2 separate regions of the Homo sapiens genome follow, and region 1 is linked to region 2. The links are chromatin loops, found by intact Hi-C in ENCODE. Cell type or tissue: OCI-LY7. All regions are shown on one strand. Links, peaks and the distances in the headings refer to the core of each region. The heading gives the core; the rest is flanking DNA.

Region 1 (5,988 bases), core at 1,086-5,085, 100 kb before region 2:
TCAGTGTATACTGCTCGGGTGATGGATCCACCAAAACTTACAAATCACCACGAAATAATTTACTCATATAACCAAATACCACCTGTTCCCCCAAAACCTATGGAAATAAACAAAAAAACAGGCCAGACGCGGTGGCTCACGCCTGTAATCCCAGCACATTAGGAGGCCAAGGCAGGTGGATCACGAGGTCAGGAGTTCCAGACCAGCCTGGCCAATATGGTGAAACCCCGTCTCTACTAAAACTATAAAAATTAGCCGGGCGTGGTGGCAGGCACCTGTAATCCCAGCTACTCAGGAGGCTGAGGCAGAAGAATCGCTTGAACCGGGGAGGTGGAGGTTGCAGTGAGCAGAGACCATGCCACTGCACTCCAACCTGGGCAACACAGGGAGACTCTGTCTCAAAAAAATAAATAAATAGGCTGGGCGTGGTGGCTCACGCCTGTAATCCCAGCACTTTGGAAGGCCGAGGCGGGTGGATCATGAGGTCAGGAGATCGAGACCATCCTGGCTAGCATGGTGAAATCCCGTCTCTATTTAAAAATACAAAAAATTAGCCAGGCATGGTGGCGGGTGCCTGTAGTCCCAGCAACTCGGGAGGCTGAGGCAGGAGAATGGCGTAAACCCGGGAGGTGGAGCTTACAGTGAGCGAAGATGGCGCCACTGGACTCCAGCCTGGGTGACAGAGCGAGACTCCATCTCAAAAAAATAAATAAATAAAATTAAATTAAATTAAATTAAATTAAATTTTTAAAAATTTAAAAAATACCCAGTCTCAGATAGTTCTTTATAGCAATGTGAGAATGAACTAATATCCTCTCATCCCAAAATCAAAATGTTCAGTTATGTACAAAACCAGGAAGAAAAAGGCAAAAAAGGGAAGGGGAGGTTTCCCTCCATCTTGGGCATGTTTTTATACTCATTCATTTCCCAGAGGAAGGATGGAAAGAAAATCCTCCTAGAACAGACTTGACCTGGCCAAACAAGCCCTGAAATCATTTGAAGAGACCAGGATTGAATGTAGAATCATAAAGTAAATCCATAACTGTTTCCCTCCCACACTAAGGAAGTTCTCCATCTCTCAAAATCCAAAAGCAAATGAAATAATAGAGGGAAAAAAAAAGCACCAAGTTCCTGGACAAATGCCACATTCCACATCAACATAGAAAACGTCCACGGGCAGGAGATGGACTTTCCATTGATGCAACAGAAAATGGAAAAAGAGGCCAGGCTCAGTGGCTCACGCCTGTAATCCCAGTACTTTGAGAGGCTGAGGTGCGTAGATCACTTGAGGTCATGAGTTCAAGACCAGCCTGGCCAACATGGTGAAACCCCATCTCTACTAAAAAATACAAAAATTAGCCGGGCGTGGTGGCATGCACCTGTAATTCCAGCTACCCGAGAGGCTGAGGCAGGAGAATCACTTGAACCCAGGAGGTAGAGGTTGCAATGAGCTGAGATCACGCCATTGCACTCCAGCCTGGGCAACAGAGTGCTCCATCTCAAAAAAAAAAAAAAAAAAAAAAGGAAAGGGAAAGTGAACCAAAAAGTGAACCCAGCCATGAGTCTCATCTCTCGTCTCAGCCTTCAAAGAATCACAAGGGTCCAGGCCGGAGAACTTTTGTACTGCCCTCCATTCCCTCCATATTCCTCACTGGAAAGAGGCTCCTATGGGCTAAGTCTCTCAATGGGCCCCATGCTTCAATCAGGAAGGGGTGGGCTTCCACTATGTGTCCCCAAAACTTGGGCAGCCACAAACAGATATTTGTAGACCCGTGTTTTTCCCAGCGTTAGTTACAATGGCCAGAAGGCGGAAACAACCCAAATGTCCATCAACAGATGAATTCTCAAAAAAAAAAAAAAAAAAAAAAAAGGTTAAGATGGTCAATTTTATGATGCATGTCCTATTATTACTACAAAAAAAAAATTACAGATTTAAAGAAGAGCAACTGAAGATATCCAAACATCAGCATCTCAAAGAGATTTAAAAAGATGGATGCTTATTAGTCTAACTGGGTTTCTATCTGGCCACAATTTCAAGTGAGAAAAGCAAAGCAAAGCACAATTGAAATGCTGGGTAAAGAAATGCAATGACAGCAGCAAAGCATTTCCGACACTTCAATCCCTTGTGCACCTCTTTGTGACGTTGCCAATGCAGAGTCCCTGAAGAAAAAGGCCCAGCCCCCCCACCCCAAAACAGCTCCCAGGGAAAGAGGAGGAAGAGGTAGGAAGACATGGCTAAGAAGCATACAGAGAGATTCCCAGTCTTACCAGGAATCAGGGAGATGCAAAAGAATACCATAGGATACCAATTTCCATGCACTGGAATTAACATAATTTTCCTGCAGCCTTGCCCACATTTGACATATACCTTAATGCATCACTGGTGAAACTGTCACAGCCACCTTGGAGACCATTCGGGGAGTATATACTAGATCTAAAAATGCACATACTCCATTCCCTGTGACTTCAATTCTGAACATCAATCCTAGAAAACCATTCACAAATGGGTAGGAGGAGATGGACACCAAGATGTTCATTGCAGCATTGTTTATAAAAGAAACAAACCGGAAACAATCTCAATGCCTCCCACTAGGGGAGCTGGTGAGTAGCATGTGGCTTATTCATACAAGATACTATGTAGCACTTAAAAGAATGAACTAGCAATACTGAATCAAGAGGCATAAACTTAAAGAACATAGTGGCTGAGAGGAAAAAAAAAAGCATTTGGCTTAAGAACTCATGCAGCAGGTGTAGCAATTGGAATCACAATCACAAAAATATCATATGTGTGCATGGTGAGGAAGATCGCAGAGTTTTTTGTTTTTTGGTTTTTTTTGAGACGGAGTCTCACTCTGTCGCCCAGGCTGGAGTGCAGTGGCGCCATCTCAGCTCACTGCAAGCTCTCGCGGAGTATTTTTAAAGACTAGATCCATTACAGCAGGACCAGCCACGTGTGGCCAGTCAGAACTGAAATGTGCTTTACGTGCAAAATACACAATGGCTTCCTAAGGGATAGTACTACTTAGCTTCCCAATATATGCAGATATTTAGAATACTCAAAAGTGTATTACAATATAAATGGCAGTGTTTAACACCAGTGAACTGTATACTGAAAAATAAATAAGATGGCAAATTTTATGATGTATATTTTATTACAGCAGCGAAAGATTTAAAGAAAGATTTATGCCAGGCGTGGTGGCTCATGCCTGTAATCCCAGCACTTTGGGAGGCTGAGGCAGGTGGATTACCTGAAGTCGGGAGTTTGAGACCAGCCAGGCCAACATGGTGAAACCCCATCTCTACAAAAATACATAAATTAGCCAGGCGTGGTGGTGCACACCTGTAATCTGAGCCACTAGAGAGCAGAATTGCTTGAGGCAAGGCGGAGGTTGCAGTAAGCCAAGATTGCGCCATTGCACTCCAGCCAGGGTGACAAGAGTGAAACTCGTTGTCAAATACAAATAAATAAATAAATAGATTTAAAGAACAACTGAAGATAACCCAAAATCCAAAATCTTAAATGCTCCAAAATTTCCTGGCCCGAAAATCCAAAATCCTAAATGCTCCAAAATTCAACTTTTTGAGCGCCGACATGATAGCAGTGGAAGAAAATTCCATTCCTGACCTCTTGTGACAGGTCACAGTCAGGGCGGTGAAAACCTTGTTTCCCGCACAATATTACTGAAAATATTGTATACAATTACCTCCAGGCTATGTGTATAAGATGTACATGAAACATAAATGAATTTAACGTTTAGACCTCGTTCTCAGCCCCACAGTATCTCATTACATATACGCACATATTCTAAAATCCCAAGTGGGAAACACTTCTGGTCCCAAGCATTTTGAATAAGGGATACTGAACCTGTATCTGGCATTGACGTGTGTACAAGGTTATGTGTCAAAATACATGCAGGGCTGGAAGTTTATGTACCAAACCTAAGAGAGTTGTTACCTCTGGGAAGAAGGGAGGAGAATATAGCAAGGGAAGATGACAAAGAGAACTCCAACTGTATCTTACATTTTATTACTTTCACTTATTCACTTTTTATTTTATTTTGTTTTTTTTTTTTTTTTTAAGAGATGAGGCCTTGCCCTGTTGTCCAGGCTGGAGTGCAGTGGTGTGATCGTAGCTCACTGCAGCCTCCAACTCCTGGGCTCAAATGATCCTCCCACTTTAGCCTCGTGAGTAGCCAGAACTACAAGAACATGCCGCCACCCCCGGCTAAATTTTTTTAAATTTTTGGTAGAGATGGGGTCTTGCTATATTGCCCAGGCGGGTGGATCACTGGAGGTCAGGAGTTCGAGACCAGCCTGCCAACATGGTGAAACCCCGTCTCTACAAAAATACAAAACTTTGCCAGGCATAGTGGCGTGCACCTATAATCCCAGCTACTTGGGAGGCTGAGGCAGGAGAATCACTTGAACCCGGGAGGCAGAGGTTGCAGTGAGCTGAGATCGTGCCAGTGCACTCCAGCCTGGGCGACAGAGCGAGACTGTCTCAAAAATAATAAAATAAAAATAAATCAGCTGGGCATGGTGGCACATGCCTGTGATCCCAGCACTTGGCAGTATCCGGAGACATTTTTGGTTGTCATGACTTGGGGTTGCTACTGGTATTGAGTGGAGGCCAGGGATGCTACTAAGCTTCCTGTAATGTACAGGGCAGTCCCCACCACGGAGAGGGGTTCAGCCCAGAATGCTAACACTGTTGAGGCTGAGAAACCCTGCCTAAACTCATTAAATTTAAAAAAAGAAGAAAACAAGCCAGGCACAGTGGCTCATGCCTGTGCACTCTGGAAGGCCGCAGTAGGAGGATCACTGGACGTCAGGAGTTCGGGACTGGCCAACATGGTGAAACCCCGTCTCTACTAAAAGTACAAAAATTAGCCAGGTATGGTGGTATGCACCTGTAATCCCAGCTGCTTAGGAGGCTGAGGCAGGAGAATTGCTTTGAACTCAGGAGGCAGAAATTGCAGTGAGCCAAGATCATGCCACTGCACTCTAGCCTGGGTGACAGAGTGAGACTCTTGTCTCAAAAAAAAAAAAAGAAGAAGGAGGAGGAGAAGGAGAAGGAAAAGGAGAAAGAGAAGGAGAAGGAGGCAAGCCAGATGTGGTGGTGTGTTCCTGTAGCCCCAGCTACTTGGGAGGCTGAAGCTTGAGGATCCCTTTAGCCCAGGAGTTTGAGGCTGTGGTGTACTATGGCTGTTTCTGAATAGCCACTGTACTGGGCAACATGGTACACATCTTTTTAAACATTCTTTCTAAAAACAGCAAATTTCATTTTATGTGTGACTTTTACTATAAATAAAAATGTTTTTAAAATAATAAAAGTTCAGCCGGGTGTGGTGGCTCATGCCTGTATTCCCAGCATTTGAAAGGCTGAGGAGGAGGGCAGATCACTTGAGGTCAGGAGTTCGAGACCAGCCTGGCCAACATGGTGAAACCCCGTCTCTACTAAAAACACAAAAATTAGCCAGGTGTGGTGTGGGCGCCTGTAATCCCAGCTACTCAGGAGGCTGAGACAAGAGAATTGCTTGAACCCGGGAGGTGGAGGTTACAGTGAGCCAAGATCGCACCACTGCTCTCCAGCCTGGGTGACACAGCGAGACTGCCTCAAAAAAAAAAAAAAAAAAAACAGCTACAACTCTGCAACTCTGGTGTAATATCATGAAACCAAAAATATTTGCATGTTGTGTACCACAGAAGCTATTTATAAATGAAAATTTTGGCCTAAAAAAAAAGAAAGAAAAGGAATCCAAATCAGAACTCCTCTAAAAAAGCAGTACCCTGTTTTCAGTGTTGGGCTACTGCTAAAGCAGAGAAAAATGAGGTTTTGGGAAGCGGGACAGATTCTTAGAGCCATGTTAGCAAAATTACCAAACCCCATCCCCCCAACACAGACACACACACCACTCTTAGTCTTGAACAATAAAGACATACAAGGAGCACAGACTCCAGATGGCAGACTAAAAAAACATTATTAGA
Region 2 (6,448 bases), core at 1,531-5,530:
ATAAAGCCAACAGGGCCTTCCTCCTTGGATGGTTGTGAAGATTGCATGAGATTAAATAAACTACATAGAAAGTGCTCAGAGAGGGGTGACCCCTCTTTTATGATTCATAACCAGTGCCAGAAGCCACGCCAGGACACATCTTGCCATTGGAAGTATGTAAAGTAATGGCACTGTGCTTCTGTGGACATCTCATTACGAGAATGTTCAGTTCTTGGGTTATATTAAGATGCGGTTTTCCTGTTGAAGCCTCTAAAGTCCCTTGTGGTTTCTCTGGGGTCCAACAGCCTGGATGCGAAAAAGAAAGAGCCCAGCCTGCTGCCCCACCCCGTGTTACTATGAGAATTGGGGAACCAGCCCCTGGGGACACAGATGCTATCACAAAGAGTCCCTGAATTGGCTTGCCACATTTAACGGATAAATATATAAGATACTCAGGTTCCTATATTTGATCTGGCAACCCTATTTCCAGAAGTGTGCTAGGTACTCTCACTTGTCTGAATAAGTAACATCTACTGCATATATATAGATCTATTTTTCTTTTTCTTTTCTTTTCTTTTTTTGAGACAGGATCTCACTCTATTGTCCAGGCTGGAGTGCAGTGGGGCAATCATAGCTCACTGCAGTGTCCACCTCCCAGGCTTAAAGGATCCTCCCATCTCAGTCTCCTGAGTAGCTAGGTCAACAGGTGGGCACCACCATGCCTGGCTAATTTCTAAATTTTTTGTAGAGACAGGATCTTGCTATGCTGCCCAGGCTGATCTTGAACTCCCGGGCTGAATTGATTCTCCTGCCTCAGCCTCCCAAAGTGCTGGGATTACAAGCATGAGCCACTGTGCCCAGCCTAATTATCTAATCTAAGCTTTTTGCCTACACACACACACACACACACACACACACACACACACACACACACGGAGAGAGAGAGACAGAGACAGAGAGGGAGAGAACTGAAAGAGGACCAAAAGAAGAATAAAGAAGAACAGTCCAGCTGGGTGCAGTGGCTCATGCCTGTAATCCCAGCACTTTGAGAGGCCGAGGCTGGAGGATCACTTGAGGTCAGGAGTTTGAGACCAGCCTGGCCAACACGGCGAAACCCCGTCTCTACTAAAAACACAAAAATTAGCTGGGCATGGTGGCATGCGCCTGTAATTCCAGCTACTCAGGAAGCTGAGGCAGGAGAATCACTTGAACCAGGGAGGCAGAGGTTGCAGTGAGCCGAGATCGTGCTATTGCACTTCAGCCTGGGTGACAGACGAAGACTCTATCACAAAAAAAGAAAAGACAAAAGAAACAGTTAAAATGTTTCTTACAACGCTAAATATACATTTGTCATAGCACCCAGAAATTCTATTCCTATGTATTTTACCAAGATAAATGAAAGCATATTCACATTGAAGTCTTGACATAAATGTTTGTAGTGATATTATTCATAATTGCCAAGAAAATATACAATTTGGCCGGGTGCAGTGGCTCACGCCTGTAATCCCAGCACTTTGGGAGGCCAAGGTGGGAGGACCACGAGGTCAAGAGATTGAGACCATCCTGGCCAACATGGTGAAAACCTGTCTTTAAAAATACAAAAATTAACTGGGCGTGGTGGCACGCACTTGTAGTCCCAGCTACTCGGGAGGCTGAGGCAGGAGAATCGCTTGAATCTGGGAGGCAGAGGTTGCAGTGAGCCGAGATTGTGCCACTGCTGGGAGACAGAGACTCCCTCTCAAAGAAAAATAAAAAAGAAAGAAAGAAAAAGAAATGCCACTTGAGGTGGCCACCTGTTGTCCAGCTACTCAGGAGGCTAAGGTGGGAAGATCGCTTAAGCCCCTGAGAGGTTGAGGTTACCGTGGGCTGAAATTGTGCCATTGCACTCCAGCCTGGGTGACAGAGGGAGACCCTGTCCCCCGACCCCCCCAAAAAAAAGAAGAAAGAAAAGAAAAGAAAAAAGAAAATATTAGAAATCATGTAGACAAATTAAGACTGTAGAATTTCATAAATACATGTTCTAATTTCCAATATAATTTCAACTACAGTAAGATGATAATCAGATACATTCCTTTTGGTGGTTGCTATTGCCGCACTCTTAGATATGAAGTGAACAGCTCCCTGAAATTCGCACTCTCTGGGCTTCTGGGAACTATATTTTCATCATTCTTTGGCTCCCGTCTGTGCTTTTCTGAGACATGCCTGTTCACACCCTTTCTTTCTCTTTTTTTCTTTTCTTGCTTTTTCTTCTTCTTTTTTTTTTTTTGAGACAGAGTCTCCCTCTGTTGCCCAGGCTGGAGTGCAATGGCGCGATCTCAGCTCACTGACGCAACCTCTGCCTCCCAGGTTCAAGCGATTCTCCTGCCTCAGCCTCCCAAGTAGCTGGGTCTGTAGGTGCCCACCACCTGCCCAGCTAATTTTCACCATGTTGGCCAGTCTGGTCTCGAACTCCTGACCTCAACTGATCCACCTGCCTCAGCCTCCCAAAGTGCTGGGATTACAGGCATGAGCCACCAAGCCCGGCCCCAAATTCTTAATTTTCTATTTCTGTTGTGTTTTTTTCTTATCAATGTGTGAAATCTCTTTGCATATAAAGGTACCAACCCTTCTCAGGCAACCAATTCATCTTTCTTTATTGCTTTTGTATATACTTCCCTGATAATTTATAAAATTATTCTGTTAGTTATATTTATTTTTATTATAAGATTTTTAACAGATGTTTATATAGTTTTTTGTTTGTTTCGTTTTGTTTTGTTCTGTTTTGTTTTTGAGACAGGGTCTTGTTCTGTCACCCAGGCTGGAGTGTGGTGGTGAGATCTCAGCTCACTGAAACCTCTGCCACCAGGGTTCAAGTGATTCTCCTGCCTCAGCCTTCCGAGTAGCTGCAATTATAGGTGCCCACCACCACACCCAGTTAATTTTTGTATTTTTAGTAGAGACAAGGTTTCTGCATGTTGGCCAGGCTGGTCTCTAACTCCTGGCCTCAAGTGATCCACCTGCCTCAGCCTCCCCAAGTGCTGGGATTACAGGCATCAGCCACTGCACCCGGCCACGTTTATATAGATTTTTATGTATTAAGTATTTCTGTGGTTTCATTCATAGCTTCTGGGTTTTCTGTCTTAGTTAAAACACACACACAACAATTTCAAAAAAAGCATGTTTTCAACCCTCAATTGTAAAAATAGCCTTGTAAATTCCTTCTATGATCTGTATTGGTTTATTGTTCACATTTCATCTTTAACCCAACTGAAATTATGTTGTTTTCTGCAGCACAGGAATATTTCACTCTGCCACGTCTCTGTCAAAAGTGGGAGAAAAGGCCAGGTGTGGTGACTCACATTTGTAATCCCGGCACTTTGGGAGGCCGAGGAGGAAGGATCACTTGAGGCCAGGAGTTTGAGACCAGCCTGGCCAACACAGTGAGACTACTCCAAGAAAAAAATAAGCGTGGTAGAAGGAAGGGCAAACCCGTGTCTCACACCCCATGGCCCTCACTAACTCAGGCTGCTGCCTGGCCCCTGTAAGCCTTCCGGCTTTCCACAAGGGTCGGTTTTTTTTCCTGTTTTGCTTTCTGTGGTCTTTCTGGCCAGAGGAGAAGCCATGGGGAAGTGCTGCCCCCACGTGGCCATCTCCATGATAGCAGCTAAGGCTGGAAGAAAAAGGCTTTTTGTTGTTGTTGTTTGAGATGGAGTCACTAGGCTGGATTGCAGTGGTACGATCTTGGCTCACTGCTATCTCTGGCTCCCAGGTTCAAGCGATTCTCCTGCCTCAGTCTCCCGAGTAGCTGAGACTACAGGCGTGTGCTACCATGCCCGGCTAATTTTTGGATTTTTAATAGAGACGGGGTTTCACCATATTGGCCAGGCTGGCCTTGAACTCCTGACCTCACGATCCGCCTGCCTCGGCCTCCCAGAGTGCTAGGATTACAGGCATGAGCCACCGCACCTGGCCAAGGCATCTTTTAAAGCTGAAAGCAAAATAGGTTCACAGGCCCCTGCTTAAAACCCTCCAGGGGCGGCTGATGCCTGTAATTCCAGCATTTTGGGAGGCCGAGGTGGGAGGATCACTTGAGCCCAGGAGTTTGAGATCAGCCTGAGCAATATAGCGAGACCCTGTCTCTACAAAAAATAAAATAAGGCCGGGCAGGGTGACTCATGCCTGTAATCCCAGCACTTTGGGAAGCCGAGGTGGGTGGATCACCTGAGGTCAAGAGTTCAAAACCAGCCTGACCAACATGGTGAAACCCCATCTCCACTAAAAATACAAAAAAAAAAAAAAATTAGCCACGTATTGTGGTACATGCCTGTAATCCCAGCTACTTGGGAGGCTGAGGCAGGAGAATCTCTTGAACCCAGGAGCCGGAGGTTGCAATGAGCCAAGACTGCGCCATTGCACTCCAGACTGGGCAATAGGGTAAGACTCTGTCTCAAAAGGACAAAAATAAAATAAAATAGCAAGGCGCGGTGTTGTATGCCTGTGGTCGCAGCTACTCCAGAGGATGAGGAGGGAGGCTGGCTTGAGCTTGGGAAGTCGAGGCTGCAGTGAGCTATGATCACACCACTGTACTCCAGCCTGGGTGACAGAATGAGACCCTGTCTCTCAGAAAACAAGAATAAAAACTTTATTTACAAAAGTAAGCATTGGGTTAAACTTGGCCTAAAGGTTATACTTTGCTGACCTGTGTTCTATTGCATATATTCTGCTGGACGTGATGGCTCACATCTGCAATCTCAGCACTTTGGGAGGCCGAGGCAGGTGGATCACTTGAGGCCAGGAGTTTGAGGTCAGTCTGGCCAACATGGTGAAACTCTGTTTCTACTAAATATACAAAAATTATCCAGGTGTGGTGGCACATGCCTATAATCCCCAGCTATTCGGGCGGCTGAGGCAGGAGAATCGCTTGAACCCGGGATGCGGAGGTTGCAGTGCAGTGAGCCGAGATCACGCCACTGCACTCCAGCCTGGGAAACACAGTGAGACTCTGTCTCAGAAACAAACAAACAACACCACAAAAGAAGAAGGAAGGAAGGAAGGAAGGAAGGAAGGAAGGAAAAAAAATCTCTCCAGCGGTACATACCCAAATGTTGAAAGCAGGGACTCAAAACAAATGTTTATACACCCATGTTCTTTTTTTTTTTTTTTTGAGATGGAGTCTCGCTCTGTCGCCCAGGCTGGAGTGCAGTGGCGCGATCTCGGCTCACTGCAACCTCCGCCTCCCGGGTTCAAGCAATTCTCCTGCCTTAGCCTCCCAAGTAGCTGGGACTACAGGCGAGCGCCACCACGCCCAGCTAATTTTTGTACTTTTAGTAGAGACGGGGTTTCACCATGTTGGCCAGAATGGTCTCGATCTCTTGACCTCGTGATCCACCCGCCTTGGCCTCCCAAAGTGCTGGGATTACAGGCGTGAGCCACCACGCCCAGCCTATACACCCATGTTCTTAGCAGCATGATTCACAATTACCAAAAGATAGAAATAACCCAATTATCCACCAATGGAATATGATTCAGATGCAAAAAGAAGGAAATTCTGACACCTGCTGACATGGATGGACCTTAAAGACATTACGCTGGGTGAAAGAAACCAGGCACAGTAGGACAAATCCTGTGTGATTCCACTTATAGGAGGTCCCTACCGTCACTAGATTGACAGAGACAGAAAGCAGAATGGTGGGTGCCAGGGGCTGGGGAGGGAGATGGGGAGCGAGGGTTTCATGGGGACAGAGTTTCAGTTTGGAGATGAGAAAGTGCTGGAGATGATTGCACAACAATGCGAATGCATTTAATGCCACTGAACTGTGCACTTAGAAATGGTTAACAAGGGCCAGGGGCGGTGGCTCACGCCCGTAATCCCAGCACTTTGGGAGGCCGAGGTGGGTGGATCACCTGACATCAGAAGTTTGAGACCAGCCTGGCCAACATGGTGAAACCCTGTCTCTACTGAAAATACAAAATTAGCTGGGCATGGTGGCAGGTGCCTGTAATCCTAGCTACTTGGGAGGCTGAGGCAGGGGAATCGCGTGAACCCAGGAGGTGGAGGTTGCAGTGAGCAGAGATTGCGCCATTGCATCCCAGCCTGAGCAACAAGAGAGAAACTCTGTCTCAAAAAAAAAAAAAAAAAAAAAAAAAAGGTTAAAATGGGCTGGGGGCAGTGGCTAATGCCTGTAATCCCAACACTTTGGGAGGCTGAGATGGGAGGATTGCTTGAGTCTAGGAGTTTAAGACCAGCCTGGGCAACATAATGAGACCCCTTCTGTACAAAAAATAATTAAAAATTACCCGCTCATGGTGGCACGCACCTGTAGTCCCAGCTACTCGGGAGGCTGAGGCAGGAGGATTGTTTGAGCCTGGGACATTGAGGCTGCAGTGAGTTGTGATCCCACCACTGCACTCCAGTCCAGGTGACAAAGACCCTGTCTCAAAAACAAACAAACAAACAAACAAAAACAAAGGGTTAAAATATAGAATTAAT

Evidence for each region. Hi-C counts contacts between places; a loop is a spot of excess contacts. Peaks named below come from ENCODE experiments on the same cell type or tissue, not always from the same donor. Only the 100,000 strongest peaks of a DNase experiment are listed, where the experiment ranks them.
Region 1: a loop joins it to region 2, with 7 times the contacts of the local background. A loop is called at or near these places in 1 of 110 quality-filtered maps.

Annotation. Positions count from the first base shown.
Region 1 is chr19:7,237,117-7,243,104 of GRCh38, forward strand. The region is part of intron 2 of INSR (insulin receptor); the gene reads right to left. Among named protein-coding and RNA genes, the nearest start is that of INSR, 54 kb to the right of the region's middle. In OCI-LY7, for the core only: CTCF peaks have their summits at 2,617 and 2,818; DNase peaks (open chromatin) are centred at 2,595, 2,925 and 3,365; H3K4me3 peaks cover 1,165 bases; H3K27ac peaks cover 3,295 bases.
Region 2 is chr19:7,337,674-7,344,121 of GRCh38, forward strand. No RefSeq gene overlaps it. Among named protein-coding and RNA genes, the nearest start is that of ARHGEF18, 8.0 kb to the right of the region's middle. RefSeq lists enhancers at 1-97, 3,499-3,608, 3,669-3,738. In OCI-LY7, for the core only: a CTCF peak has its summit at 3,603 (motif pointing left); a DNase peak (open chromatin) is centred at 3,548; H3K4me3 peaks cover 445 bases; H3K27ac peaks cover 3,709 bases.